Regions from separate parts of the Homo sapiens genome. Here region 1 is linked to region 2. The links are chromatin contacts, found by Hi-C or POLR2A ChIA-PET in ENCODE. All regions are on one chromosome and are shown on one strand. The core of a region is the stretch at or near the end of the contact, and the rest is flanking DNA. Distances in the headings are between cores, read along the strand shown.

Region 1 (2,700 bases), core at 137-2,636, 240 kb before region 2:
ACCCAGACCTCCAGGACGCTGCACCCCTACCCAGGCACCCAGGCCCCTGCACTCCTACATGAACACCCAGGACACTGAACCTACCCAGATCCTCAAGACACTGCACCCCTACCTGGGCACCCAAGGTACTGTGCCCCCACCCAAAGCACCCAGGACACTGCAACCAAACCAGACACCCAGGATTCTGTATCCTACCCAGGCACTCAGGACTCTGTACCCCTAACCAGGCACCCAGGATTCTGCACCCCTATCTGGGCACCCAGGACGCTGTGCCTCACCCAGAGCACCCAGGACACTGGGTCTTCTGCGACAGGCGCCCCAGCCTTTAGCAGGACCCAGTGTCCCCCAGGGCACAAAGGGAAGGAAACTGAAGTGGAACAAGGGCCCTGGCCCTTTCCCATTGTTAGGGTCAGGGCTCTTGGCCCATGGTGAGGGGCGTCTCTGCTCGCACGGTCGCCACCTCCAGTCCGCAAAGCGCAGCTCCCCGAGCCGCGCCCAGCCCCCAGGCCCCGGGAGCGCGCCCCCCCAGCCAGGTCAGCAGCCCGCCCCACCAGGTCTGGGGAGGGGTCGGAGAGCGGACAGGTGCAGGCGGGTTGAGGCGCCGCCTTGCCCGATGCTTCCCCTGGCAGCTCTGCTTCCTTTACTCGGGGTTTTAAAGGTCATGTTCTCCGTCAGCGGAAACATTCTACATGACACTTCTGAGACAGAGGCTCCTTTAGAGGCATTTAATCCAAGAAAGGCACCCCCTGAAGAACAGGGTTTATAGGTCACGGCTCAGACGGCCTATAAATCACGCTTGCCGCTGCGGGGCGCCAGGCGGGAGCTTGAAGGCCAGGAAAACAGGGTGGGGCCCGATTGGAAAGAGGGGTGGCTCCAGAGGGGCGGCGCGGGCAAGGAGGGGCCAAAAGGGATGGAGGGCGGGGCCAGTCACAGGGCAAGGCCGGGATGGAAAGCGGGGGGGGGGGGGGGGCCAGGTGGGTGGGAGGAGCCAGATGGGGCGGGGCCCATAAAGGAAAGATGGGTAGTTCCAAAGGGGCGGGGCGGGTGAGGAGGAGCCAAAAGAGATGGAGGCTGGAGCCTGCCAAGGAGCTGGGTCAAAATGGAAGGTGGAGTGGGTGAGGCCAGAGGGTGGGATGGGTCAAATGAAGGCGGGGCCCTAATGGACAGAGGGGTTGGTCCAGAGGAGAAGGGCCACAAGGAATGGAGAATGGGGTCTGCCACAGGGCGGGGCCAGGGTGGAAGGTGGGAATGGGCAGGGCCAGACGGGTGAAAGGGGCCAAATGAGGGCGGGGCCCCAACTGAAAGAGGGGTGGGTCCAGAGGAGCTCGGCAGGCAAGGAGGGACCAAAAGGGATGGAGGGTGGGGCCAGTCACAGGGCAAGGCAGGGATGGAAAGCAGGGGAGTGGGTGGGGCCAGATGGGTGGGAGGAGCCAGATGGGTGCGGGCCCAAAAAGAGGGGTGGGTCCAGAGGAGCTCGGTGGGCAAGGACGAAAAGGGATGGAGGATGGGGCCAGCCATGGGGCAGGGGCAGGATAAAAGGCAGGGAGTGGGTGGGGCCACGTGGGTGGGTGGAACCAGACAGGGGCAGGTCCACAGAGGAAAGAGGGGTGGGTCCAGAGGGGCGGGGCGGGTGAAACGGAGCCAAAAAGGAGGGGTGGGGCCAGGTGGGAAGGCTGGATGTGGGCGGGGCAAGATGGGTGGATGGGACCAGACGAGGGCAGGTCCATAAAGGAAACGGGATAGGTTCTGAGGGGGCGGGGCTGGCAGGGAGAGAGGAACCAAAACGGAAAGGGTGGGGCTATAGAAAGGGTGGGCCCGGGGAAGAGGCCAAATCGGAGGGCGGGCCCAGAGGGGGAGTGGAAGGGAGGAGGGGCGGGGCGGGGTGGGGAGGGGCAGGCGCTCTCCTCCAGCTGCCCCTGGCCCCTCGCCCCAGGGACCAGCCTCCCAGCAAGGACCAGCTGACCTGGGGGGAGTAAAATGAGGTGGGTGTCCCCGCTGCACAGGCCGGGGACACAGCGTCACCTGTTGTCTGAGACCTGCGTGCCTTGTCGGGGTCCACCATGTATCTGGCACTCGGAGCACACGTGTGTCCTGAATAAATCGGGGCCCCGGCAGAGGCATGAGACAGAGGCGTGAGGCCCAAAGCAGCAGGCTCCAGGCTCTTGCGCGCCACGGACACCGCGAGGGAGACACGTTTGGGGACAGCCCGGAGGCTGAGGGGGCTTGGCTTTGACCCGACAGGGCAAAGGACTGCCATACCGGAAGACGCTGGACTGGCCGCCGGGGAGAGATGCACAGCGCCTTCCCTCCCTCCCCAGGAAAAGGGGCTTCCCTGCAACAACCTCTGAGCAAGGCGCACTCTGGCCGTCCTCCCAGGGACACCCAGCCAGACGCCCCTTCTAGTTTAGAGGCTGGGGGCAAGCCCGGTGAGAAAGAATCAGTCTAGTCCTCGTTTGCACCCAGTTTTCAAACATTCAAGCTGGGCTGGTCCTGCGGTATTCATGTCCTTTGGAGACCGAGAATGAATGGGCTTGGATCAATTCAATCAATCCCCTCAAAATGTTAAAAACCTAAGAAAGGTCACTGCCAGTGAATATTCCTTTCAGAAGCCTCACCCTCCCCACCCGCCCCAAACTCCAGAACTATGTGTCAAGGAAACATGACTGAGAGCCCTGGGCTCTCACGCCCCCGGCTCAGCCC
Region 2 (2,702 bases), core at 66-2,565:
GGCAGTGCCAACGAGATTCGCTGATGTGCCAGACATGGGCTCTGAGAGAGCGGGGAGGTCTTCGGCTTCAGCAAACGGAAGACAGAGCCGCGATTAATTGAGACGAGGAGTCAGCAGAAGCAGCTGGTTTGGAGGGAATATCAGAACGTTTGCTATTTGTTTTCATTGGGGTGCAACAGACATAACATAAAATGTGCTCTTTTAGCCACTGTGAAGGGCACAGTTCTGTGGCCATTACTACCTTCACACTGTTGTGCAGCCATTGCCACCACCCATCTCCAGAACCAGGGCAGGAAGCCCGGGCACTTCGACACTGAGTTCCATAGTGGAGCCGGGTACAAGTTGGCCTAAAGATAGGGTTATAGCCAGCTGGGCGTGATGGCTCACGCCTGTAATCCCAGCACTTTGAGGGGCCGAGGCGGGTAGATCACCTGAGGTCAGGAGTTCGAGACCAGCCTGGCTAACATGGTGAAACCCCCATCTCTACAAAAATACAAATATTAGCCAGGCCTGGTGGCGGGCGCCTGTAGTCCCAGCTACTTGAGAGGCTGAGGCGGGAGAATCAGTTCAACCCAGGAGACAGAGGTTGCAGTGAGCCAAGATCACACCACTGTGCTCCAGCCTGCGTGACAGAGCGAGACTCCATCTAAAAAAATAAAATAAAGATAGGGTTGTCAGATGTCCCTCTTCTCCAGGGACAGACCAGATTCTAGCCATTGCCCTATAATTAATAGCGGCTCTTCTCACTCTGGAAAGTGTTCTAGTCTGGGTGATAACATGGCCACCCCTCTTACTCTGAAGTAAGAACTCCCAGGCAGCATCTCTTGTAAAGTAAAGATGCAGAGCTTCAGGGACTCAGAACCTCCACCTGCGCTCCTCCACTACAGGCACATCTCAGTTACTTGGACCCAGTTCAAGGATGGGTGAAGGCCTGTTTTTGCCAATGACTAAACAACCTTGGAGAAGTCTGTGCACATCGGTCGCTATGTCCTTGGTTCTGGCAGGAAGCAAATGTAAACTCCCAGTCGTGAGGGCAACCACATAGCCTTGGGTCTCCTTTCCTCCTCGACTCACTGGTTCTGACGCACTAAACAAATGATAAGCCTAGATTGCTAGTCTTTGGCTGTGATATCTCCTGCTAGAACTTCCATCTCTCCCACAGCCTACCCTGTGGGACCATCTGCTTCTTTACAGCAAATCTCACCTCACCTGTTGACATTTACATGCACATGCCAAAACTAAGAGAAAGCCTGAAGAATGTGGGACATGAGGAGCTGGGATGTTCCTGGGTCGCTCCACGCTTCATGAGTCAGGCAGGCTGGAATGTGGTTGAAAATCAGGGAGTTATGGATACACATTCCAAAGTCCCCGGTGACATGTTCAGAATGAACGGAACTCCATGACAGGCAAAAACAACAGCCCTTGTTTAATTCTGAAGTTTACATGCACATTGGCACTGTTCTATCCTAACCTTTTGTTTCCATGGAAACCATTTATGATACCACAAAAAGAGGATTCTGACCAAAGTAAGGAAGGAATAGCAGCAATGGAAACTTGCTTTCAAATGAGCTTCAGGTAGAGGGAAGGACAGGGAAAAAAAAAAACAAAGAAACAAAATGTGGAGCCTGATACGGTTTGGATTTGTGGCCCTGCCCGAATCTCATGTCAAATTATAATCCCCAATGTTGGAAGATGGGCCTGGCGGGAGGTGATTGGATCATGGGGGCAAACTTCCCCCTTGCTGTTCTCGTGATAGTGAGTGAGTTCTCGTGAGATCTGGTTGTTTGAAAGTGTGCAGCACCTCCCCCTTCGCTCTCTTTTCCTCCTGCTCCAGTCACGTGGGACGTGTCTGCTTGCCCTCCACCTTCCGCCATGATTGTAAGTTTCCTGAGGCCTCCCAACCATGCTTCCTGTACAGCCTGTGGAACCGTGAGCCAATTTAACCTCTTTTCTTTATAAATGACCCAGTCTCAGGTAGTTCTTTATAGCAATGCAAGAACAGACGAATACAGAGCCATGCCCAGAGCTATTGTTAGGGAGAATGACTCTCTCCGGATGCCCTAGGATGGATGTTTGTGGCCCACTCCTACCAGAGTTGATTCTGACGATCTAGCTGGCTGAGTAACCCTTCCAAAAACTGCTTTACCCTTATGTTTTCTTTTCTCAAGAAAAAAAGTGTTGTTCAACCAAGGGGAAAGCACTCTCTGTTGTAACCCAAGCATGCAGAGGCATGGGGTGGAGGAGCAGACGTCACCTAGAGTATTAGTTTCCTGAGCCTGCTGTAATAAACTTGGTAGCCTAAAACAATAGAAATTTATTTTCTTACCGCTCTGGAGGTCAGAAGTCCAAAATCTGGGTGTCAGTAGATCCACGCTCCCTTTGAAGACTGTAGGACAGACTCCTTCCTTGCTTCTTCTGGTATCGGTGACTTGTTGGCCTGTGGTTGCTTCACTCCAATCTCTGCCTCTGTCTTCTCATGGCCGTCTCCCCTGTGTCTGTGTCTCAAATCTGCCTCTACCTTTTTCTCATAAGGACACCTGTCAGTGGAGCTAGAGTCCATCCTCAATCCAGAATGATATCAAGATCCTTCATTACATCTGCAAAGACCCATTCTCGAAATACGGTCCCTTTCTCATGTTCTGGGGGTTAGGACTTGGACATCACTTTTGGGAGCCACGATTCAACCCACTATACCCATATAA

Evidence for each region. A loop is a pair of places that touch in the nucleus more often than their neighbours do. ChIA-PET counts read pairs that join two places held with the same protein, here RNA polymerase II (POLR2A). Pooled maps may share reads with other maps.
Region 1: a loop to region 2 is called in a map of heart left ventricle, with 2.6 times the contacts of the local background. The contact joins the enhancer-like site here to the promoter of LINC01672 in region 2. A Hi-C loop is called at or near these places in 1 of 168 maps with a recorded cell type or tissue (heart left ventricle), 4 of 37 single-sample maps with no recorded cell type and 10 of 50 pooled maps. POLR2A ChIA-PET finds 5 or more read pairs at or near these places in 1 of 52 experiments (Panc1).

What each region holds. Positions count from the first base shown.
Region 1 is chr1:6,961,542-6,964,241 of GRCh38, reverse strand. All of the region lies in intron 3 of CAMTA1 (calmodulin binding transcription activator 1), which reads right to left. Among named protein-coding and RNA genes, the nearest start is that of CAMTA1-AS3, 51 kb to the left of the region's middle. RefSeq lists silencers at 903-952, 1,193-1,432, 1,663-1,762. Within about 2 kb of position 1,386, at least 2 of the 41 ENCODE cell types and tissues checked have a DNase peak (open chromatin) inside an H3K27ac peak, as active enhancers do.
Region 2 is chr1:6,723,358-6,726,059 of GRCh38, reverse strand. LINC01672 (long intergenic non-protein coding RNA 1672) reads right to left here and starts at 1,315. Exons shown (of 2, transcript NR_104620.1): 1 at 1,210-1,315.